Linked DNA regions of Mus musculus: all the other regions are linked to region 1. The links are chromatin loops, found by intact Hi-C in ENCODE. Cell type or tissue: heart. All regions are shown on one strand.

Region 1 (8,000 bases):
ATACAAGAAGGCTGGTCACCCGCAGGGGATGAGCAATGGGTGGACAAAGTGCAGACCTTGTCAGAATGACAGGAGGAAAGGGTGGGAGCAGGGGGCACTGAATTTGGTATGCCTTTTTATATGGTTCCACCACTTAGTCAAAATATTTCATTCCAGTCAACTGTGGGAAGCCCTACAATTTAAATACAAGGAATAGGGAGTGTGCCCAATTGTACAAATGAGTACAATCACCACACTGAAGGGAGCAGAAGAGGAATAAACTGGAAAACATTATCCTCACTCAGTAAAGCTAAAGACAAAATTTCATATAAAAAAATCTATTCTCAGAAGAATTCAACAGTTAGCAAGCTCACTCTGTGAGAGAGCAAGTATTTTCAGCCTTACAGACCATCCACTCTCTGAAAGAACTTGATCAATGTACTAAAAGCAACCGCAGACAAACACAAACAGATGGGCGGGCTCTATTCCAAAAAACTGTCTACAACACTAGGAAGCAGAGTGGATTTGGTCCATGGGCTATCATTCATTAAAACTTGATCTAGTTAATAAGGTTGTTCCTCATATAAGAATGTGAGCTGACAAACTCGAACAAGAACTGGGCGGCGAATGAGAAAACGCAGTATGGCTAACAAGAGCCCGGAGTCTCACTGACAGGAAGACATCCAACCAAGTTAGGCAAAGTTAGAATGAACACTGTTGGGCTAGGCTGTGGAGTACTTATGGGAAGGACCCAATCAAGATGTCTACATGCATGTGTAAGGAACAGTCAAAGTGGACATGTCATGGGATTGGGGAAAACTATGGAATAGAGAAAAAGCCAACACATTTGGGTGCAACAAATGGGAAAACACACACACACACACACACACACACACACACACACACACACACAAAGAAAAAATGGTTTCTGCTTTTCCAATCAAAATACTTTAATGAATCTCAACATTTAAAAAACAAAAACCAAAGCAGGCAAACAAACAAACCCCACTTCTCATGGGCTGGAAGGAGGTTCAGAATAGTTTTTTTTCTTGGAGAGGACGTGGACTCAGCTCCAGTCCCATACTAGGCGGCTCATAACTGTCTGTAATTTAGTTCAAACACCCTCTTCTGGCCTTTGTGCATACCCGGCACTCATGTGGTATATATACATACATACATACATACATACATACAGTGCAAACACTTATAGACAAAATTAAAATACAAGCTTTTAAAAGTCAATTTACTTTTAAATTTTTTAATACTTAACTAATTTTATTTCAATCTTTGTTGGAGTACTTTATGTAAATTTCACTCACTTCACCATGGCCCCTTTGATGTGCCTTTCTGTTCTGGGATCTGCCCTGCGTTCCTTCCATTTCTTTTTGCTCTCTATCTGGGGCAATTCCTGTCTTTTTTATCATGACCTCTGCCTGTAGTTTAGAAAAGTTTTCCACTTATTTTGTAGACTGTCCCTAACTTTGGGTCCACTATATTTTTAGAAGGAACCGGCCTTCCACAGGGTTTGCTAGGGATGCATGACAAAGGATGCAGGCTGGAGCAGCAGGGATGGGCTTCCCAGAGCTCTGCAGATGATCTTCATTTAAGGCAGTGGACTCTGTGGGAGGGCGGTCTTCCTTCAGGCTGTCCCCCCTCACATAGGCCCTGCCTCTACGGCAGGGTTCTCAACCTTCCTAACACTGTGACCCTTTATACAACGCCTCACCTTGTGGTAACCCCCAGCCATGAAATGATATTGTTCCTTCTCTGTAACTGTAATTTTGCGGCTATGAATCATTATGTAAATATCTGTGTTTCCTTATGGTCTCAGGTGACCCCTATGAAAGGGCCGTTCAATCCCCCACCAAGGGTCAAACCCACATGCTGACAACTACTGCTCTAGATAGCACATGGCTCTCAGCCTGTCTCCTTCTGCCATGTAGCCTAAATTGACCTTATATGTGATCCTCCTGCCTCAGTATACACATGCACACAGGATAAAGTATAATGTAATAAAGTCATATTAAAAAGATTAACATTAGTTACGTTTGTCTTTAAAAGTTTCTAAAAATAAAAGCATTTTTTTACATTTAGAAGAGGAAAAAAACTAATTACTGGTTAGCACATTTTTAATGTGCATAAGACCATAGCAGTTCAAATATATTATTATTCTTCAGATATAATATCTAGTTCTCTCTTTTGGGGAAGGGATTTGAATTTTGACTCAAATCTTTATGTAGCAAAATTCATTGTTAACTACTGGTTCTATATTTTTCCATATTTGAAACAAATATAACCTTGGACACACAGATAGACACATAGACATGGGACAGACACCTGTGTTAAGTGGGCCAATGTGTTTTCATTTAAGGCATGCGCTTACACACGTTTAACTACTCCTCAGACAGATTATCTACCATTGAAGGACATTTTCTCAAATAGCTTTGGGCATTTATCACCAGCCATGGGGTAGACTATACAGGAATGGATATGGACACATGGAGACACACACACACACACACACACACACACACACACACACACACTCACACACTATCATCATCAGTTTGTAGAATAGTCAAGTTTAAAAAACTGTCTTGTCTAGAAACCCAGGTAAGGTTACTTTATTGTTTATAGCACTTGGGACAAGAGAGGACAGGACAGTCACCAATGTCACAGAGGGTGGGACACGTGGAGATGAATGTGCTCTGGAATGTCTTCAGCCTTAAAGGGGGTGATTAACAGCTGCCTCACAAGGGTGGGCGAGGTTAGTTCTTGTGTTCGGTCCTGTCTGGCCATCCCACTCTTTCTCTGCGTCCCAGCACCCTCTGCTGGGCAGAGCTGGAGGGCGGCTGGGAAGCAGGGTGGCTGCAGAGGGCCTTTCTTCTGTGATCTCAGAACTGAAAGGTGCTGCACCTTTTCTCCACCTACAGGCTACCGGCTACACACACGTGACCTAGGAGCCCAATTCTAGCAAAACAGATGGCTTGGCACTGGTGTCCTGAGAAGCAGGTAGCAAGCTTAAGGATATACACAGAGCACAACAGCACTTCAAAATCCAATGTTTAAAACAGTAGAGGGAGTAACCGAACCTTGAGAGAAGTAAGTCATGGGGTGGAGATGGGAGAAACAACTTTCTAAAGTTTTCACTTTCTCCAACATGGTAAATCAGACATCCTTCCTAGAACAATAAATACACCCACAGTTGAATAAAATGCCTTCTAAAGTCAGGTGTGGTGGTTCATGCCTTTAATTCCAGCACTCAGGAAGCAGAGGCAGGTAGATCTCTCTGAGTTTGTGGCCAGTCTGGTTTATAGTTTGATTATAGCACGTTCCGGGCCAACTAAAGTTACATAGTGAGACCCTTTTTAAACAAACAAACAAGAAAGCCTCTTAAGGGCTGGAGAGATGGCTCAGTGGTTGAGAGCACTGATTGCTCTTCCAGGGGTCTGGAGTTCAGTTCCCAGCAACCACATGGTGGCTCACAACCATTTGTAATGGGATCTGATGCCCTCTTCTGGTGTGTCTCAACAGAATGACAGTATATTCACATACATAAAATAAATAAAGATTTGAGGAGGGAGGGAGGGAGGGAGGGAGGGAGGTAGGGAGGGAGAGAGGAAGGGAGGGAGGGAGGGAGGGAGCCAGCTAGCCTCTTAAGCTGGGTGGTGGTGGCGGTGACAGAGGCGCACCTTTAATCCCAGCACTCAGGAGGCATAGGCAGGTGGATGTTTAAGGCCAGCCTGGTTCATTGTGAATTCCTAGACAGCCAGGATACATACACCCTCAAAAAAAACACAAAACAAAAAAGAAGAGAAGGAGAAGGAGGAGAAGGAGAAGGAGGGAAGGAAGGAAGAAAGGAAGGAAGAAAAAAGAAAGAAAGAAAGCAAGCAAGCAAGCAAGCTTTTCAAATACTGCAAAACAAGCCATCATTCTCAGCTGGCAAGGAGGGGTATTTTCAGGAATACTTATGGAAAGGTTTTGAAAAATCAAGGAAGCATTCCCCCCAAAAGCCACTAGTGCCTGTGATGTAGAGCTGGGACACAGGACTGGGTGTTGAGATGGGAGGTCAGATCAAAGTCCCTTCAGGTAGGAAAGGCCCCAGGTCAAAGGGCAAATAGGGAATGGACATGAAACAGACCTACTTCTCAGTCTTCGTTATATGGCAGATCATTCCAACCTTCAAAGCAGGATCCAGCCTGTCCACCTCCAGGAGGCAGAGGATGGGTGAGCGCGAAGGCAACTTTTATCTCCCTGCTTTCCCTAACAGAAGTACTCCTCAGATGCAGGCCCAACGTAGTAACCCACAGCTACAAGCTACCGAGTGCTCCAGGGGCAGGGAAAGTCTAGCAAAAGCTAAGGCACACTGCATTGGACCCGTGCAGGCTGAAGAGGGGACAAAGTACCCCAGCATCAGCACAGTGGACGGAGCCAGCATCAGCACAGCACCTCTAGGGCTGTCTGCGTACTGACACCCACCTGTAGGTGAGACTGTAAAAGGGACTGTACAAGGGACTCTTGCAGGCAGACTGGCTGCGGTGGCCTAAGGCTTATGGGCCCCTGGAGAATTCACCACTACTGAAACACTGCTGCGGACAGCAAACCACCAGGGCAGAAAGAACAGGTGCAGGGAAATGGAAGGACCCTTCTAAACAAAGGGGAGGGGGAGAATGACAGACAGACCCTGGGCTCCACAACACCAGGGCACCTTTTCAAGTGGCTGCTGAGGACAGGAGAGGGCGCTCTAGAGCTGCGGTTCCAGAAACCCTCGATGACCGCCCCTCCACTGGAGAAACGCAAGACAACTTCAAATGTGTTTGAGAAGAAAGGGACCAACAGTTGGGTTTAATACAAAATCATCTCGATTCAGATGTGAACAGAATAATGACCACAAAGGCAATGGCAGCTCAGCAGGAAGCCATGTTCATGAAACAAACTAGCCTGCTATTTACAGGGAAACTGAACAATACACTTTTTCTCACAGCAGAGTACTGAAGAGGCTACTCTGACACCGCAGATATCTTGTGTGAAAACTGAACTAAAAAGAAAAATCTAAAGACTACACAGGTAATAGGTAATAGGTAATAGGTAAGAATGGTGAGTCTGTATTTTCTGGTTAAGGTTCTACCCTATCCCCACAGTCGTGGCTGTGAACCTGTGGCAGGCAGTTAAGAGCTGGTCTTTGCTGTTGGTGCTTCTCAACCGTAACCGTTGTTGCCCATGTTGCAGTGACCTCAAACCATAAAATTATTTTTGTTGCTACTTCATAACTATAATTTTGCTACTGTTGTGAATCATAATGTAAATATCTGTGCTTTCTGATGGTCTTTGGCGACTCTGTGAAAGGGTCATGTGACAACCCTAGGGGGTTGTGACACACAGGCTGAGAACCACTGGGGTAACTGGTCTCACATACCAGAACTCAAGAGTTGGAGGTGAACTAGAAAAGCAGGGTACTGTGTGCAGGACACAGGCGTAATAAGGAACAAGCACAAACTGCTGCAGCTCAGCTTCATGTGCACCAGGTAGACCACAGGCAGCATGGCGAGAAGGAAGCTGGGCCCAGGAAATGTAAGCCCAACACGGAGCCAAATCCACAAATCTGCTTTCCCAAGCAAGCATGGCTAGGGCAGCAGAGCTTCCAGTGTGTTGTGTGTAGAACTCACAGCAGGCAAAGCGGAAGTCTATGTCAGATCCTCAGCCCCAGTCCAGCCTTCAGGGACATGAAGCCCAGGGGAGTGGACTGGCTAAGCGCAAGACCACCACAGCAGGGACTGACCAGCTTGTAAGTATAGGGGCGCAGTCCTTGGCCTCCGTGTAACGCCACCGTCTGCTACGATAAAAACCCAGCAACCCTCCTAAGAACTTGAAAGGGCTGAGTCTCTGGCACATGCACAAATTTCAAAAAAAGAAAAACAGCAAGGTAAACCCAATACATAAGCAAAAACTGTAAAATCTGATGCCAAGTGATTCCTAAGTAAGAAATAGGTTCAAAAAACTTATGAAAAACCATGTTGCCAATGAGTGAGCAGAAAGCAATCTCAAAACCGAGACTAGGAAAGTCGAAATTCTAGAGCTAAACAAAGTAGTTTAAGTAATTAAACCTCAGGGTGATCAGAGAACTTCAGGCGCGCCATCAGGTACCTCGATGCCTTGTTGGAGGGTTTCTCCGTTGGCCTGGAATTTCTCCAAGTATGCCGAGCTGGCCAGCCTGGGAGCTTCTAAGCAATCTACCTGCCTATTCTTCCTGTTCCATCAACACTGGAGCGCAGTCAGGCACCACCAGCTTGTTTCTGAAACAGGGTCCCTCTCTCTGTGTGTGTGTCTCTATGTGGCCAGCCTGAGCTCAGCAGACGCCTGTGTCTACCTAGCAAGTGCTGCTGTAAAAAGGCATATGCCCCCCCACACCCAGTTGACCACCAGGCTTTTATGTGGAACACATACAAACAAGGGTCCTCACACTTGTAAAGCAAATGGTTTACTGACTGAGCCATCTCCACAGCCAGGAACAACACATTTACTAAAACGACACCTGTTTAGCAAGTATGCTTTCTTTCTTCCATCATCGGAAAGAAAAGTAAAACAAACCAACAAGCAAGTAAACTGACCCAAATAAAAAGCATAAAATAACAAAACAAACAAAACCAGAAAGAAATGAATTGAGACATGAGAATTCAGACTTGCATGACCACAGGAAACGGAATGCCTGTGGGGAATCGGGGAAAACAGGGAAAACTCAGGAGTGCACAAGGAAGGAAGAAAGGCTTGGAGATGTAACATTCACAACAGCTCAGGGAACCCCAAGCAATGTCCCCAAAGGAAGCTTAACAGAAACAGAGTCAGGTAAAGAACACCTTGAAGGTAGAAATTCACGCTGTGAGCAGGAAAAGAAAGGCAGCAAGAACAAAGGACAGCCCCTCCCTAGAAACTACTGGCTTATTAAGACACAAGTGCCACAGTCAAGGGATTAAAGAGGAAGATAAACAGCCAGCCTCCCAGCAAAGCACTCTAACAATTCCAGTAAAACCATCCCTTCATCCAATGGAAGACCCCAGCTATAGGAAGGGCCAGGTCTCACAGTCTAACAGAAATCACACAGGATGGCATCCTGGATGTGCGAGAAGAAACAGAGCCAGGAACAGGATTTGTGGGGATATGTTTGCTAATAAGCAATTTCTAATCTTCGTTTCTGTAAAAGAGTAGTTAAAAGCAAAATCTATAATTATACCAAGGGAGGTACAGAACACATGAAGGTTCTAGCACATGACCACAGGAGGTTAGAAGAAAATGAAAATACACCACAGTAGAAACTGTTTCCTCTGGGTTTGACACCCATGCTAAGTAGATTATGATAAAGCTAATACTGTAATCCTTGAATCAATGATTCTATTTTCCCCAGAAAAGCAAAGAAATATAGCTAGAAAACAAAAGAACTGATGGGATAATTAAAAATTAATATAGAAAAGCAAAGAAAATCCTTTCCTTAATAAAGCAAAATATGAAAGATCTAAATATAATCACATTAATAATGATCTTATGCATAAGTGGTAGGCTGGGAAATGTGGCTAGGTGAACAGAAAATTGGCCAAGCATGCAAGAAGGAGAAAGGGGGTGGGGTGGACAAAGAGTAAAACAGTTTTAAATGTAAAGGAGACGCTGGAGAGATGGCTCAGTCATTAAGAGCAAGCGTTGCGATCCCCAGTGCCCACATCAGGCAGCTCACAACTCCCTGTTGAATTCTAGCTCCAAGGGCATCTGGTACTTGTACTCACATTCACCTTGCCTCCCCCATTACCTCCCTGTAACATACGTATAACTACAAACACAAATAAATGTAAATGGTACAGATTCTGATCAAAAGAAACAGATCGAACCTTTTAAAAGGCAAAACACCATCAAAAAAATAATAAAAATAAAAACGCAAAAACCCTCTATAATCTATTTTCTAAAGAGGTACTTTAAATACAAATATGAAGCAAACTAAAAATACCCAGATGGAGAAAGGAACATCAAAGCTAGAA
Region 2 (8,000 bases), 740 kb after region 1:
GAGTTGAGAGAGCAGTAGAGACAGAGAAAGGCAGAGAGAGTAGAGGAGTAGTGGCTAGCCATGATCATGTGGAAAGAGAGGAGGAGGGGAATGGAGAGAGGGGAGGAGTAGGACGAGAGCACAGAGCTGGAGAGCAAGAAAGCAAGAGAGAGTAGAGGAGTAGAGGCTAGCCATGATCATGTGGAAAGAGAGGAGGAGGGGAATGGAGAGAGGGGAGGAGTAGGACGAGAGCACAGAGCTGGAGAGCAAGAAAGCAAGAAAGAGTAGAGGAGTAGAGGCTAGCCATGATCATGTGGAAAGAGAGGGGGAGGGGAATGGAAGGCTCTACCCTCTCCTTCCCTGTGATGGAACTTCTGCCACAAGGCAAGAGACATGGAGTCCATACCTTGAATCTTGCATCCTTCTGTTCTGACCTCCACAAAGATCCATTCACTGGTAATTCAGAGCACTCTGGAGACTGCCTTTATCGACTCAGTGTGCTAGTATGTCCCCTTGAACAGGAGTCACCTGTGGCCATACCAACTACCCACAAGGCTAGTCACTTATAATGCTCAAGGAAGAACTCTCCTGAATGCGAGCAGAAGAGCTGCCATTGTGGGGAGGACGAAAGATACAGGTGTCTATCCCACTACACAAATACCCAAGCAGGCTCAGAAAATTCTTTCTTGGGGCTCAGTGAGTAAGAGATCTTACTGTGTAAGCACGAGGAACTGAGTTTGCATCGTGTGTGTGTGTGTGTGTGTGTGTGTATGTGTGTGTGTGTGTGTGTGTGTGTGTGTGTGTCAGGGGTGGGGGGAGGGGTGTATGTCATTCTGGCTCTGCTTCCCTGCCCATCCTGGTGCAATCACCTAAAATTGAGACCAGCAAGTCCTGAGAGGAAAAGCAAGGCAGGAACTGCAAGGAGCGACAGAGGTCTCAGGTGGCCATGAGTGTAATGTCAGACTCATAGGAGAGGCTTCAGCGAGATAGCTCATTTAATCATGTGACTGAAGGCTACTTATACCTTTTGGGAATGGATAGGGGCTTTCAGAGTAAGGGCACTGGGGACGCATCTTTTGCATAAGGAGGAACTCTGGGTGCTGTCCTGATGTGATCTTATGAGAGGAAGTTTAACCTGGCTACAGGATGGGGGGTGTTTATAACCTCCTCCAGAGTATACAGAGGTGGGGGCACAGGGCTGTGTACCAGAGCATGCAGGCCCGGGGCAGCAGAGCCTGCTGATGTATTTCAAGACACACATCAACCCCACTCTTGCTCTAGTCTGCTCTCCCATGCCCTCCACCTCTCCCAACCCCCACCTCCTCCATCCCCCACGTCCTGACCCCTCCACCCCTCACTCTCACCCTATTCCCTGTCCCACGGCTCTCCTGCCCCACAGAGTTGGTTTTGGTTTTGCTTTTTAAAGGTCTGGGTTTGGCCACACAAACAAAATTGTAAGAGAGTAGTGGGGGGGAGGGGGGGACAGAGACAAGAGGATCATTTGTTCTAGCTAATTAGTCAAAATACTGGACTCTAGGTTGAAAAACCCAATCTCAAGGGAACAAGGCCAAGAATGATGGAACAGTATACCCAACAGACTGTGCACACTACACACACATACTATGCATACATACACACTCACATACTTCAAACATATACATACTACACACAGTACATATATACTACACACACACACATACACACACAGACCTCACATACATCCTTCCTCTTCATCTGGAAAGTGTCCATTTGTCTATCAAGGATATACATAAAGAAACAAAAGTTCTCTGCTCCCGTGTAGATCAGGAACCCTGCAGGCGATCTAAGCCTCCAGCACACACATCTCTCCTCAAATCATTTCTCACTGGTACACCTCGACTTCCCTTTAGAACGTAACTGTGGTGTGCTTGCTAGTGCTCAGCCCAGGGGCTGCCAAGTGGCAAGCCCTCAGCAGGTATTTCTTTAACAATGCACCGAAGAAACATATACATGAAATGTTGGTACTGCAGCAAAAGGGAAAAGACCACACTCCAGCAACCATAAGGCAGCTCCCGGGGCCTCTTGATGATGTCTCAAGGGTGACATTCCCTGTCTGCTCAGAACACCCAGCAATATTAAGAGCCTTCAAAAGGGGGAAAATGTATTCTATTTATGTTGTTTGAGGTGGAGAATTTTTATAGATTTTAAGGTATTCATTGAAATTATTTTTATTTGCATCCTAAAAATATCTATTTTTCTGATTTCTATACAGTGCTTCCCAAGCCCTCAGTTTATTTTCAGTAAACGGACGTAGTAGGTGTCTATCACATGACAGTCATGAGACAAAGACACTGCCAGGCATCCAGCCTCAGGCTATTGACATACTTGGACTGCAGAGAAGCCTGTGACCCAAGTGGAGGAAAGCAGTTCATGCTCTCTGCCCTCGGGAATGAAGGAGAAGAGCTATCTCTCAAGATAGGTTGTTGAGAGCCTTCAAGAAGCTTTGCTACAGAGGGGGAAAGGTGGGTTAATTGGGATTTTTATATTCTAAATAGAGGATCTGACTGTTTTACTCCAGTTTCTGTTACCATGTCGGAGAAATGGTAAATGGGTGATCTATAATGAAAAGAGGTTCGCTTGGGGTCACGGATCTAGAAATTCATGTTGGTGGTGCCAGAAGATGCTCAGCTTTTGGTGAGGCCCTGGAGATGTAAAACATAAGGAATATAATGGAAGGCTTCATATGTCAGGACAACGGCGGCTAGGTAGTAGGTAGAAGCAGGAAGAGGGAGTAAAACTCCCAAGATAGCCATTGCCTTGAGAAAAACGACATTAATTCATTCATAAGGCCAGATCCCCTCCACAATGAGCACCTCTGAAGGGCCCACCTCTGAAGAAGCCAGGAGGCTATGCAGAGCCATGCCCGTCCTCCTGGGGCAGTGGAGAGCAGAGCCTACAGCTGACATAATCACAGCCTCAGCACCCAGAGGTTGGAGAGAACACAGGCTCTGAAGAATAAAGAGCAGCAGCTGGTGACTACAGACTAAGAAACATCTGGCCAGAAACCAGGTAAGTGAGGGGAGGTGAGAGCTCTGTGACTTTATAGAAAGCAGGTTGATTATATGACAACAGCAAAGGGCCAATGTGAATGGGGACAAGATTAAGGGGAATAGACAAGAACCAGCTGCAAGGCACCTTCTGGGCCACACTGAAGAGGTTGATGACAAGAAGTAACTTGATGAAATGTACATTTCTCGAGGGTAGCCTGGCAGAATCAGCGTTGGCTAGGAGATAGACAGACCTTGTTCAGAGTTACTGTGGACTCAGGGCATGAGTGATAAGGAGCTTGGGTAAGTGGCAAGAACTATGAAGGAGGAACCCTAGGATTTGATGGCTAGACACGGTATCAGTGAAAAACATAGCTCGTCCTCTAACAGGAATAAGAAATGGTTTATCCTGAGCCAAAGATGGCTATAGCATGGGCACCCTGATTCAGGTTGCCCTGGATGGTATGCTCCACTAAGGGAGAAAACTTGAACATTTATAGACCTGGAACTAAAGAAAGTTGTTAGTCAATGTACGTAATAGATGCCGTAGTGGGCACATCAGGTAGGTGTGGTTATAACAGAATATCAGGGATTTCTTCTGTAGGTTTCAGGTGCCATCTTGTGGCGTTCTTAACTTGGGTTTGGTGGAAGCTAATGGTCTGCTAAATTTACAATACAGCCCAAAAGTTTTACTTGACATCACAAAGATGTTAGGTCTGATTCATAGGTTGGTGGTAGCAAATGACCATTAAGAGGGCTAAAGAGAGATGAAGATATCTGGCCCCATATGCAACTTTCCATCTGCTCATAATTCTGACTTCCTGGCCAGTTAACCTGCAGAACCTTCAGTATAAATGTGGTTTCTTCTAAGAACTATGGCCTGCTATGGGAAATAGGAGAAAGGGGGCTTCCTAAGGCCACCAAAAGACGTATACCTTGATGACTAAGCATATGCGGGGTTGGAGCAAAGATGAGCTGGGCTCAAAAGTGAGCTCAGTTTGGGACCTGTTGAATCTGGCAGCACCAGGTCTTTCTTATTCATTATAAACACTTCATGGCAATTCCCCCTTGTTAAAGAGTCACTGTCTAGTATAAGCAAATGAACAAAGATATACAGTACAGGGAGATAAAATGCTGCTGCATAAATGTAGGTGTGTGCTTGCTTATGTAAACTTCCCCTTTTACTATCTGACCTAAAGTTAGCACTGGACAGAAAATAAAGTTGGATTTTAATTATTATTATACTCCTGAGGTCATGTTTTTGGAATTCCCAAACTGAATATTTCAACTCTTATAGAAATGTTCCAACAAGGCCACACCTCCTAATGGTGCCACTTTCTAGGCCAAGCACATTTAAACCACCACATATGGAATTTAAAAAAAAAAATCCCTCTACAATTTTATTTAATTTATTCCTATCAAATAAGTATATTTATATTTAAACATAAACATATCTGCAGAAATGTGTGTGTGTGTGTTATATTGCTGAGCATAAACTAATGGAGAATAGTTTTCAACTAGTGACAATAAAACAAAGATGTCAGCTATGAAACAAAGCCCTCCCAGTTGCTGGGCTGCAGGAAGAGAGCGCAGGCTCCACGTACGGATAATCTGCTCCTGTCTAACAAGAAGCCCACATTTCCATGACAGCTATAAAAACAGACCTCCTAAGGTGCTTCCCTCCTACATACCTTGCTGGGATGGTTAATTTTCTTGACTGGCCTACGGTATCCAAACATTAGGTCAAACACGATGCTGGATGTCCCTGTGGAGTTGTTTTTAATGAGGTGAACACTAATTTAGATTCATCGACTCCCAGGAAAGTAAATAATGGGAGTGAACCTCAGTTAATCAGTTGAAAGAACTATTAAAGCCAAGACAGAGGCAAGTCTCCTGTGTCAGAAAAAATTCTGCCAGAAGCCCACCTTAAATTCAAACTGAAATTCCCGAGGTCTTCAGCCTCCAGGGCTCGTTTGAACTTTACTCTTGAAAAATCCTCTAACAGGTGGCTAATTGCTTAATAAAACAAAATCTATCTCAGAAACTTCCCCTAGTTTTTCCTGGTGGCCCCTTTCAGCCTTTGCTTATAGTCCTTTGTGATTCTGTGGAGCTGGAGAACTCTCTCTACCAGAGACTCCTAGCTGCCATTCTGAGGCTGGGACTCAGGTAAGACTCAGCCTCTTGGTGTGGACCCAGGGTCCCCTTAGTTATTCCCTGCTACCTACCCCTCTCAGCTATTCCTTCTAGCCCATTCCTTTGTGACTCCCAACAATCTGCAGAACAGCAACAGGGACTCCAGAGCTGCCACACTTGGCCAGGACAGAGTAGGCAACAGCCACAAATTTCAGAACACTCACCCAGCAAAGATAAGACCCAGTATCTACACCAAGAAATGCTTATAACATCGTAACTCCAGAAACACACAAACATGAACAACCAAGACAATATGCCTCCTCCAGAAGCCAGCAAACCTATTGCATTAGGCCCCAAGAGTCTTCAAAAATAATAATTAGGAGTATGTTCAAAGACCTTCAAGATGATATGAAGAGATGTCTCGGTGAAAACCACTAAACCACAAACAGTTGAATAAGACAGTGGAAACGATTCAAGACCTGAAAGTAGCATTAAATAAAGACATAAAGTCACTAAAAAAAAAGTCCAAACTGACATAAAATTCCAAATGAAAAACTCAGGATGCCAAACAAAAGCCTCAGAGATCAGAGCATCATTCAACCCGTATCAAAAAAAAAAAAAATGGTAATTAACAGAGACCCACAAATGCACAATGGGTAGATAAATAAGGTACTTTGGAGCACCCAGTCCCAAATGGGATGTCTTTATTAAACTCTTCCCCTCAAGGTTCAAGGGTCTAATACAGTGGTTCTCAACCGTCATAATGCTGCAAACTTTTAATATAGTTTCTCATGTTGTGGTGACCCACCACGCTTATAATTATTTTGTCCCTACTTCATAATTAATTTTGCTAGTGTTATAGATCGTAACGGAAATATCTGATAAGCAGGATATCTGATAGGCAACTCCCGAAGGGGTCGGGACCCATAGGTTAAAACCACTGATCCAAGTGAAGAGGAGACAGAAAGAGTGTAAGAGCCAGAGGTGGCAGATGACTCCAAGAACTGCATCTTTCAGGTTCAACAGCATTGATGTACACATGAAGGAACAGAGATTGGGGCAACACACCAAAACCTGCACAGATTTGAACCAGATAAAATGTCAGCACTGAGAAGGGGAAGTGGCAACACAAAATCCCACCCTTAACCAAGAAGCTACTTGCTATTGTAACTGCTGAATAAGGGAAAATCAGTTTTTTTTTTTTCCAATGGAGCATCACTGGGTATATCAATCACATACCAGGGCAGGTCGCAAGCCCAAAAGTAGCTGGCTACCACAAAATAGACTTGCTGGGGTTTGTTTGTGCTTTTTTTTTTTTTGTCTTACTATTTGGGGGGTGTTGTTGGTTTGTCTGTTTTTATCTTCATTTTTGCTGGATTTTTCTGCTTTTTTTTCTTTACAAAAAAGAAAAAGACTATGAAGTTGTGTGGGTAGCAAGGTGGGAAGGATATGGGAGCAGTCAGGGAAGGGAAAACAATATAATCAAAATATATTGTATGAGAAAATAGGTAATGTTTAATCTCTCTCTTCCATCTCTCTTCAGTTGATTCTATTTTTCTCGAGATCCCTGACCAACATGTCCATGTTCTTTTTCATCAGTTTTGTTCAGACACTTGTCCTTAAGAGCTGCACCTATTTCCATCACCTTAATTCCAGCAGTTTCTGGAACCTGCCATCTGTGTGTGGTGCAGAAGGAAAGATGGAGACAAGCCGACAGCAACAGCCTGACAGTGAGTGGTTCTCTCAGAGCCTTCCCTACTTCCTGTACCAACCCCAGTCTGCAAGATACAGGCTTCAAACGATGCTGCAGTTAATTTGGAAGAATGGCAGGGAGAGATCTCACCAAAAAAGTTCAATCAAACCCCAAACCATCTGTGGCACCCCTAAAAGAGACCATACAGTGTGTCAGCCCTGTCTCCAACACATTCCTAGGGATTTACTAAGCACCTATTGTTGCAGCCTGGTATTGATACAGTGGACTCAGAGATAAATCAAACTCAGACTCCGGCAGAAACCTGCTATGTTCTGGAGGTGCCCAGGACACCTCCTTCTTGGTCAGATCCATAGGTACTGTCCCACACCTGGTTTGGAAATTTGTGGCCCTCAAGTGAAGCATTATCCTCTATGTAAGTTTATGTATACTTAAACTTTTAAGTATAGGGACATATGCAGATAAATATTTCGAATGCTTATCAAATACTAGGCTTCCACATGGCTTTTTCAAACATCTTTAGTATTATTTATCTGCCCTTCCCACCCACCCATCCAACCCCCATTTAGACCTTTCCCCTCTTTTTGCCTTATCTCCCGTTATATAGTTTTTAGAGGTTTGAAAGTAAAGACAAAGTCATTAAAAGGCAGATCTTTTAAGTTTTTATGATGTTAATGATCTTTAATTTTAGTAAAACTAGAGCCTTAGAAGAGAATTACAGACTTCTTTTGCTGATGTTAAAACTTTCCCCTACACCATGTAGTTGCTATGTGACATCACCAGGTGGCAGCAGAAGGACTACGTGACTTCTGACCATTGGTTTGGGGAGGGGCTTGGGGAGGGAAGACGACTCCCCTTTTGTGTTTTTCCGGTGAAGAGTGTGGGGATTTTCGTCTTGGCTTCAAATCCGTCGAAGCAGCACAACAGGTCAAAAGTAAGTACCCCCAATCATGGAACTGATTTTAGAGCCCATTGACAACTAAGTATGTGGGCAGGAATGGGTGTAAGGACAGACAAAAAAGTAGTTGTCAGATTCATGTGCAGTTGCCCAGCACCAACCCTTCAGGCTGCCTTTCCTTGGTGTTCCTGAAGGATAGTTTGAAGAAGAAGGGCTCCTGTGTGTTCTCAGGGCTCCACTCAAACTTTGGATA
Region 3 (8,000 bases), 180 kb before region 1:
GCAGTAAGAGAAAGGGGTGTTTGTTACCTCTGCTGAGGTCACTGCAGCCCCTGGAGCGAGAGAGAAAGACTGCAAGGTCTTGCTTGCTTTTCAACATTTATCCTTCTTATTGTTAGGGTCAAGGAATCACCTCACAAACCATACGAACACCGACCTCAGTCAGATAGGGAGAGTTTATTGAGCACACACCTCAGGACTGGTCGACCAGGGCCATGGCCCAGATTCAGGAAATGAACCATGATATTGAGTTAAGATTCTACAGGATTTTTGAACCCCAAATCCACAAACATCTGTGCCACGTTATTTCACCAACCAGGAAATAACTGATTGGTTAGATTAGGGATAGGGGATTTCCTTAGGAACTTGTCTTTGATGTACATTTATCCTGTTTCCATTGGTGTTGGGGCATTCCAGCTGTGGCAGGGGACTTACCTTGTCAAATAATTATGTTCTACCTCATCTACCAAGATGAGACTTGTCTAACGTTCGTGTCTTAACTTGCCAACCAGGATGTCAGTTACCCATGTACATGTCTCTTTCTGCCAAGTAGGATGTCAGTTCCTGGGGAGGTCGTGGGAGCTTAAACTTTACTCGACCATTATTCAACATGGAAGGCTCATTTTAAATAGTTTCTTAAAGCTCTTATCTCGGGGTCGATCCTAGGGGCAGCTTATACCATGAAAGCTTATACACAGGAACAGGAAGTGCTGTTGGGTGGTTGGTTTTGGTCCAAGCAACTTTACATACATCAATGGAGCAGGGATTTAGGGCTTGCTCTGGTCCGGGCTCTCTAGAGTCACAGAACGTTTGGAATGTCTCTATATCTTAGGGGAATTTATTGTAATGACTTGCAGTCTGAAGTCCAACTAACCCGACAAGGGGCAGCCGTGAATGTGAGATCTAAAAGTCTAGTAGTTGTTAATCCCACGAGGCTAGGTGTTTCAGCTGGTCTTCTGTATGCACTGGAATCCTGAAGAAGTGGGTTCCAGATGTGCTGGCAAGTAAGTGCAAGCAGGTGAAGAAAAGCAAGTCTTCTTTCTTCCGTCGTCTTTATGTCGTCCTTCTGCCTCCAGCAGAAGACATGGCCCAGATTAAAGGTGTGTACCACCTTGCCCGGACCTAAGCCATTCTTTACTTGGAACTTGCTCTGTCCCAGGCTGCCGTTGAACTCAGAGATCTGCTTGCTTTTTTCTTCTGGGATTAAAGGTTTGTACCACCACACTTGGGCCTAAGTTTTTCATGGCCACTATACCTCAACATCCAGGCCAAAATTGTGTGTCATTCCATGTCAATATCTGGATCAAAAGTCTGTGTCTTCCAGCCTCACGATTTGGATCACAGGTGTGTCCTCCATTTCTGGATTGTAGTTCATTCCAGATGTGGTCAAGTGGACAACTGGGAATAGCTACTACAGGGCTGAAAAATAAACAAGTCATTGATCAAGTGGGGGGGGAGGGGTTTGACAATCAAATGTCTAGAAGGGGAAAGGTAGCCACCGGAGACAAGGTGGGGTCCTCTATGGAGTTCACAGGGTTTCTACAGTTCCCTAGGGATGCCAGAGGACAGCCTGGGCTCAAAATGAGAGGGGTGAAGCAGGGAGCAAGGGAGCAAGGGAGATGGGGGAGAGAGACTAAGCTCTCTCTGGGTGTTGGTGAGTGATGGATATACACTCCCTCCAGGCCAGTTCTCTGGCAAGTGGCTGTGGTCTTGAGGGGTGGCTGAACATGGGGGGCAACGAGTGTTAAGACCGTGGTCTATCCTGTTCCTGCCAATGTGGATCCGTTCCGTTGTGGAGAGCAGGCAAAATGGCAAACGACGCAGCATCTGAAGAGGCGTGATGGTAGCCTTGAGGACAGCACTTGGCGACTGAGTCTGACTTGAACTGGCTGCTTTTTCTTTATTGCAACGATGGCAGATGGATGAGCTCAGAGCATTCTAACACAAGCGTGAGCGTTGACTGATATTTTCTTGGAAAACAACCCATGTGAGCCTCTGACTTGGATGAGAGTGACCGGAAAATGTGTTGCCGATGTGAAAAATCTAAACTTTAGGGGGAAGTGGTAATTGGGAAATACTTTGTGCAACACAGTTTGACAGCTTCCTGACTTTACAGTGTTCACCCTGACATCAGCAGGAAAGCAAATGTGAAATGTGTACTGTAATGGTTAGGCGTCAACATTTGAAAGGTCGCGGTTTTTCAGTGAACCCTGTTTCCTGAATGATGGATGAATGGTAGTGCAGCATCGAGCCTGGTCAGTGCAAAATAAACCAGTTGTAACTGAGTGTGAAAACCCCAGAAGGTTTCAGATTCCACACTGTAACTGCCTTAAAGAGACTGCATCCCTGTGCGCCCACATCTGGAAAAATCAACATTTCAAGGGTGGGGGGATAGGCAGTCAAGAACTTGAAGCCTTCTTAATGGAGCCACGGGTGTATGGGGTGGGGCGTATTAAGTGCTGAGACCCGGTAATTTACAAAGAAATAATCCTCCGGATTCTGGTTTGAATATTTTGCCTTAATGGGTGTTTATCGTGCCAGGGACCCTTGCTGCCCACCATTTGTAGCAAGCCCCTTCTCTGCTCTTCTCTGATGCTGTTAGTTGGAATAGCCATGCCTGTGGTTTTTGGGAGAAATCTGCTTCCTCTGATAGTTTTTGGGAAGGTTTGATGCTGCCGTTTTAATGAGAAATGGCTGCTCTCTTTATCTGTCTTTCTGTGAGATATCCAAACAAAGCCCCCAGATTGGGCAGCTTACAAATGACAGAAGCCTATTTCCTTGCAGTGAGAAGAACAGAATCAATGTCTGCTGGGAGCCTGATGTTGACCCATGGATGACACCGCCTCTTAGAGTCTATGGCAGAAGGGGTGAGCCAACTCTCTGGGGTCCTGAACACTAATCCATTCGTGAGGACTCTGCCATCAGGACCTGATAACGTACAAACAGCCTCACCGTGCCTAGATTCTTCCTCCTCTCTCCTTACCTCTTCTGTACCCCTCTGTCTCTTTATCCCTCCCCCATCATTACCCTCCCCCATCCCTCCCCCATCATTACCCCCTTACTCTGCATCCAGGGCTCAGTCTGAGGATATCCTGAAGCCAGCATGTCTCACTATCTGAGTTCTCTGTTCCGCAGGACTGGAGGAAAGGGTGTGTGTGGCTCCCTCTCTAGTAAGGGAAGAGAAAGCAGTGGTCATGGGAACCCTGACCTGGCTCCATGGTCACCATGACCCCCTCCTATTTCCTACCACTTGCCAGGTCTCCCATCCCCACCATCTACAGCTGACCCTGGGAGTGACTGCTGGTCCACGTCATATTACAAAAAGCTAGTACCTTCTGAGAACCAGACTCGAGAGGAATGGCTTGCCTGTCTTTGTGTCATATGTCATCAAAATACAACTTGTAGTTTGCATGGCTCGAAAGATCAAGAGACAGGAGCTGGTCTGTGTGGACACTTTTAATAATCTCAGAAACTGATTTTTTTTCCTTGTGATTTGGAGTCACTTGTGGCTGGGGACAGTGCCATACAGAGGAGAGCCCCACTCCCAGCCTGGTGGACTGCTGTGAGTGCAGTGTTAAGAATAGAGCAGAATGCTCAGGATTTCCCAAGGCTGGCAAGGGTTCTGGGGCCACTTACCAGTTCCATCCTGTATAGCAAAGTGGAACAGCCTGAGCCTTAGGTCACAGCGTCCATTCCGGTGTTTCCCTCCTGACTGCCGAAGGTAGTTACCTGGGGGATGTTTGTAATTACATCTGAAATGTATTTGTCCTTTTGGTTTATGTACCTTTTTTTTACTCTATTTTTTAATGGCAAATTTTGTTTTCCAACAGTTCATCAAGTCACTGTGTAAAGCAAAGAGCTCCAGTACACTGAGGTGAGAAGAAATGAGATAAATTATACCATAAGTGGTGGCACAGAAATTTAATCCCAGTACCTGGGAGACAGAGGCAGGCAGATCTCTGAGTTGGAAGCCAGAACGAGTGCCAGAAAAGCTAGGGCTACAGAGAGAAACTCTATAAAAAAAACAAAACAAAACAAAAACGAGAGAAATTAGCACTCGCAGCTCCTGAGGAGGCCCTTCTGTGTCCTGTCTCATCATATGTGCTGCTAAAGCTGTCCCGTGTTTTTGAGGATTTCCCCACCACTCTCATAGAGGTGGGCACACATCTGGGTACATGTCAAAGCTGACAATCGCAAAACCTCCAGGCTTCCCCTGTCTAAGTCGAGTGAGCAGACACAAGCCAGGAATGAGGGCTGAGAACAGCGACTGGCCTTACTCATCTGGTTCAGAAACTCTTGGAGGATTTCCCACTTGAAGAACGTTGGGGCTTCCAGTCACCATGAGCTGTTTTTCCTTGGTGAGGAAATGAGTCCCATGCCAGCGCCCATCACTCAGTGAACCTAGGCTTTTGCGGTAGGTTCTTTGGCCTCCCCTGGATGAATTTTGTCTCCCCAGTTCACGCTCCTCAGCTCTGCCAGCATGGGCACACCAGAAATAACTATCTGCACAGGATTTGGTTTTTTGAGCTCCACAATTCAATTCCATGCAATACTCGGCAGAAGCAACATCTTTAGTACTGCAGTGCAACATCACAACCAGCAGGTGGCGCCGCATTCCTAGTTTGTCTCTAAGGCTTTCTAAACCCAACTCGTGGCCTGTCATTTGAGGCTGTACTTGTTTGCTCCCTATACCCCTCTTTCAAAATATAATACGTTGATAGAAATCCCGAGGTTATGGAAGGATAACAGGAGAATATTTTTTAGCATGAGAGGCATTGAAACGGGGTCTCTATAGTCCGGGCTGCCCTCCAACTCACGGTGATCCTCCCGTATCAGTCTCCCCAAAGAGATGATTGCTTCATGTTTATTATTCACAGAGCTGGGGCCATGGCTCAGTAGATAGGGACATTTTTTGGTCTTGTAGAGGGCTTGGGTTTGGTTCCTAGCCCCGACACTGTCTATAACACCCGCTGCAGGAGATCAAAGACCGTCTTCTGATCTCTGCTGGCATCACGCAGGCGCATGGTGCGCACGGATACGCTCAAGCAAAGCTAGCATTCACACAGAGAAAATAAACGAATCAAACAAACAATAACAAAACGTTTGCTGTTCACGATTCCCAAGACACACCACAGGAAACATCATTGTGACCCAGAGGCAGGGGGTTCAAAGAGCTGTGGGCAGAGCCTTTATTGTGGTCCCCGTGGAAAGGAACAGGTGATGCAAGGTGGACATGTCCACAATGGGAATATGTGAGTTGTTTAGGAGACTCGGGGACTCGGGCTATCCCTGGGTGTCTGATCTCTACCCTCGGGTGCTGAGGGCAGTGGGTAGACTGCCTGAGAGCCTCTGGGAAGGAAGCAGCACTGTGTGCTGCAGTTCCTCAACAGCCTACCACGGAGATCCTCTAGGGAGTCTGCAGAGAAATCTCTGATGTGGCGGGAGGAGAAAGGTCAGGAGTAGATGGAAAGGGGTCAGGTTGTAAAGTATAGTGCACACACCTTCTTCCTGGCTCATCACAAAGTCCAAAGGAAGGGGGGAGGGGGGCCAAAGTTCCATCCATCCTCCTGCATCCATCCATCCTCCTGCATCCACCCATCCTCCTGCATCCATCCATCCTCCTGCATCCATCCATCCTCCTGCATCCATCCATCCTCCTGCATCCATCCATCCTCCTGCATCCACCCATCCTCCTGCATCCACCCATCTTCCTGCATCCACCCATCCTCCTGCAAATAAAGTGATGAACTTTATCTTACTTTAGAAGAAACTTCCTCATTCTTAACCCACAGTAGTTACTTTATCTCGGGAGTCTATTTCTTTTCTTCTCCCCAGCTCCTCTTTTCTTCGCTGACCTGGAACTTCTTGTATAGAACAGGCCTCACACAAGACCTGTCTGCATCTGCCTCTCCTTCCTGAGCTGGGATTAAAGGCGTGTGCCACCCTGCTCAGATAGAGAGGGCAACAATGTAACCAATGTAACAAAGAAACGACTCCATTTAGGTTCAGCTCGGTGTACCAGTGTGCCCTGGGGTTACTCAAGCAGCGTGGGTGACTCTAGTGGCTGTAACACTGGAAAGTCACCCTAGCACTGGTGACCCTAGCACATGAAGACCGCATCACTGAACTTCTCTGTACAACTTACAGCCGTGCTGACCCAAGGCTCATCTCTCTTCCAGCAATTGCTATAGAACCTTGGGAGGGAGGTTCCATGACTCCCATGGGTGTTTTGAAAATGCTATGAGCCTCAGAGCCTCCCTCCTACCCCCAGGAAGGGACGCTTCAATCCCCACGAGACCACGAGCTCTTGACTGCTTCTACTTTGCTCTGCACTGGTATTTACCACAGAGCCTAGTCTAGAGAAAGGATCAGTAGATATTCATTAAAAAAAAACAAAAAACAAAAAACCAGAAAAACAGAAAAGTTATCATTGTTCATCTGTTTTACTTAATTGAAGTCCCTGGGGTCATAAACTTAACAGTTTCAAATGAGCTCATTAACATTGTGTTCCTTTAAATATTGTAAACACTTATCCCAGCCTTCTCTCTCTCTCTTTTTCTCTCTTTAAATTTGACCTATCTGCAATAAAATTCTGCTGAGCAAAATAAGCTTTTGCTTAGTCCAAATGGAATAATTAGAAATTTGGGAGAAGCAGTTGGAGTTAATCGGTTTCTACTCTGTTCAGAATAATTATAGAATTTCAGAGCCAGGGAGATCTTAATTTGTGCATGTGTTAATTAAGCTCCTCTAGGTTAGCTAAGGAGATAGGAGGGGGGATACACCTCACAGGCTGTGTGGGGATGGAAGGAAGGTCGCTTGACTCTCACAGACAACCTTATGTGAGACACCCCAGAGTCCTGCACAGGGCCCTCTCCAGTCCCGGGGATCAAACCAGGGCTCACATAGTGGGCAATCGCTCCCTACTGAACCACATTTCTGCCCCACCTTTATCTTTGACATAATTACTCACAGTTAAAATTTAAGGTGTCTGATACCCATGGAACTCTCAAGAAGTGGGCCTACAACAGGCTGCTTTCTCCCACTTGATATAAGCAACTAACACATTGTGGGGCGAAGGCTCATAGACGTTGTGCTGATTGGTCTTAGAGCAGCTTGACACACAAACTAGAGTCATCTGAAAAGAGGGAACCACCATTGAAAAAAAATGTGTCCACAAAATCTGCCTGTAATTCATTTTCTTAATTAGTGATTGATGCAGGAGGGCCCAGTCCATCGTGGGTGGTGCTATCCCTAGGCTGAGAGTCCCGGGTTCTATTAGAAAGCAGGCTGAGCAAACCGTAGTGCTGATGCGAGCTTTGATAAGTCAGATTGAGGGATGTGGAGTCAGTAATTCATCACTCAGCAGACATTTCTCTGAGGGAGTAAAACTTAATTCTCTGGGGCTGGTGAAAAATTCTGGGTAAAAGGAATTAATCACCACTTTGACCACCAGCCCAGCTTTAGCAAAAGAGGTATGTAAGCCAGTACCAGTTGGGCTGTGTTGTTCTTGTTCCCTGACCTCAAACAACCCCTTGTTCAATTTTCCAGAGTGCACCTTTCTGAACTTTACGTTGTTCCCCAAGATTATCTACATCAAAGCCACTAACAAAAACATCTCAACCTAACTCTACTAACAATCTACGTCTCCAAATTCTTTCTAAGGGTGGGGGTCATTACTAACAATATACATCTCTAAGTCCATCTGAGGGTGATGGTTGGATCATTAATCTGCTCCAGCAGCAATGCTTGGAAAAGATCATTGCTATTATTGTTCAGTGCTAATGACACTGCCCAGGGAGGGGCTGGAAGCCCTCTTACAGTTTTCAGACAACTCATAGGTTATGAGGGTGTCCTGACTCCAGGGCAGCACGCAGAGCCATGCTCCACAACAGTATGTGGTCCTCAGGACACGTAGTCCTTGGGGCTCCGCCTCTCTGAGGCACACCTGCTGTAATTGTGCTAGCATGGTGACCAACTTCGTTGAGTTCTAAAGCTGTTCCCCT

What was found. Hi-C counts contacts between places; a loop is a spot of excess contacts. Peaks named below come from ENCODE experiments on the same cell type or tissue, not always from the same donor. Only the 100,000 strongest peaks of a DNase experiment are listed, where the experiment ranks them.
Region 2: it touches region 1 in a loop (5-fold over the local background); 12 of 42 quality-filtered maps call a loop at or near these places.
Region 3: a loop joins it to region 1, with 8 times the contacts of the local background. A loop is called at or near these places in 20 of 42 quality-filtered maps.

Annotation. Positions count from the first base shown.
Region 1 is chr13:35,768,781-35,776,780 of GRCm38, reverse strand. All of the region lies in intron 3 of Cdyl (chromodomain protein, Y chromosome-like), which reads right to left. Among named protein-coding and RNA genes, the nearest start is that of Cdyl, 110 kb to the right of the region's middle. In heart, CTCF peaks have their summits at 2,813 (motif pointing left) and 4,714 (motif pointing right); no DNase peak of the experiment used is centred here; H3K27ac peaks cover 1,502 bases.
Region 2 is chr13:35,026,792-35,034,791 of GRCm38, reverse strand. It overlaps a transcript of Eci2 not described here. Among named protein-coding and RNA genes, the nearest start is that of Eci2, 37 kb to the right of the region's middle. In heart, CTCF peaks have their summits at 2,893, 3,622 (motif pointing left) and 7,630 (motif pointing right); no DNase peak of the experiment used is centred here; H3K4me3 peaks cover 500 bases.
Region 3 is chr13:35,944,138-35,952,137 of GRCm38, reverse strand. No RefSeq gene overlaps it. Among named protein-coding and RNA genes, the nearest start is that of Gm30127, 16 kb to the left of the region's middle. In heart, a CTCF peak has its summit at 4,587 (motif pointing right); no DNase peak of the experiment used is centred here; H3K27me3 peaks cover 459 bases.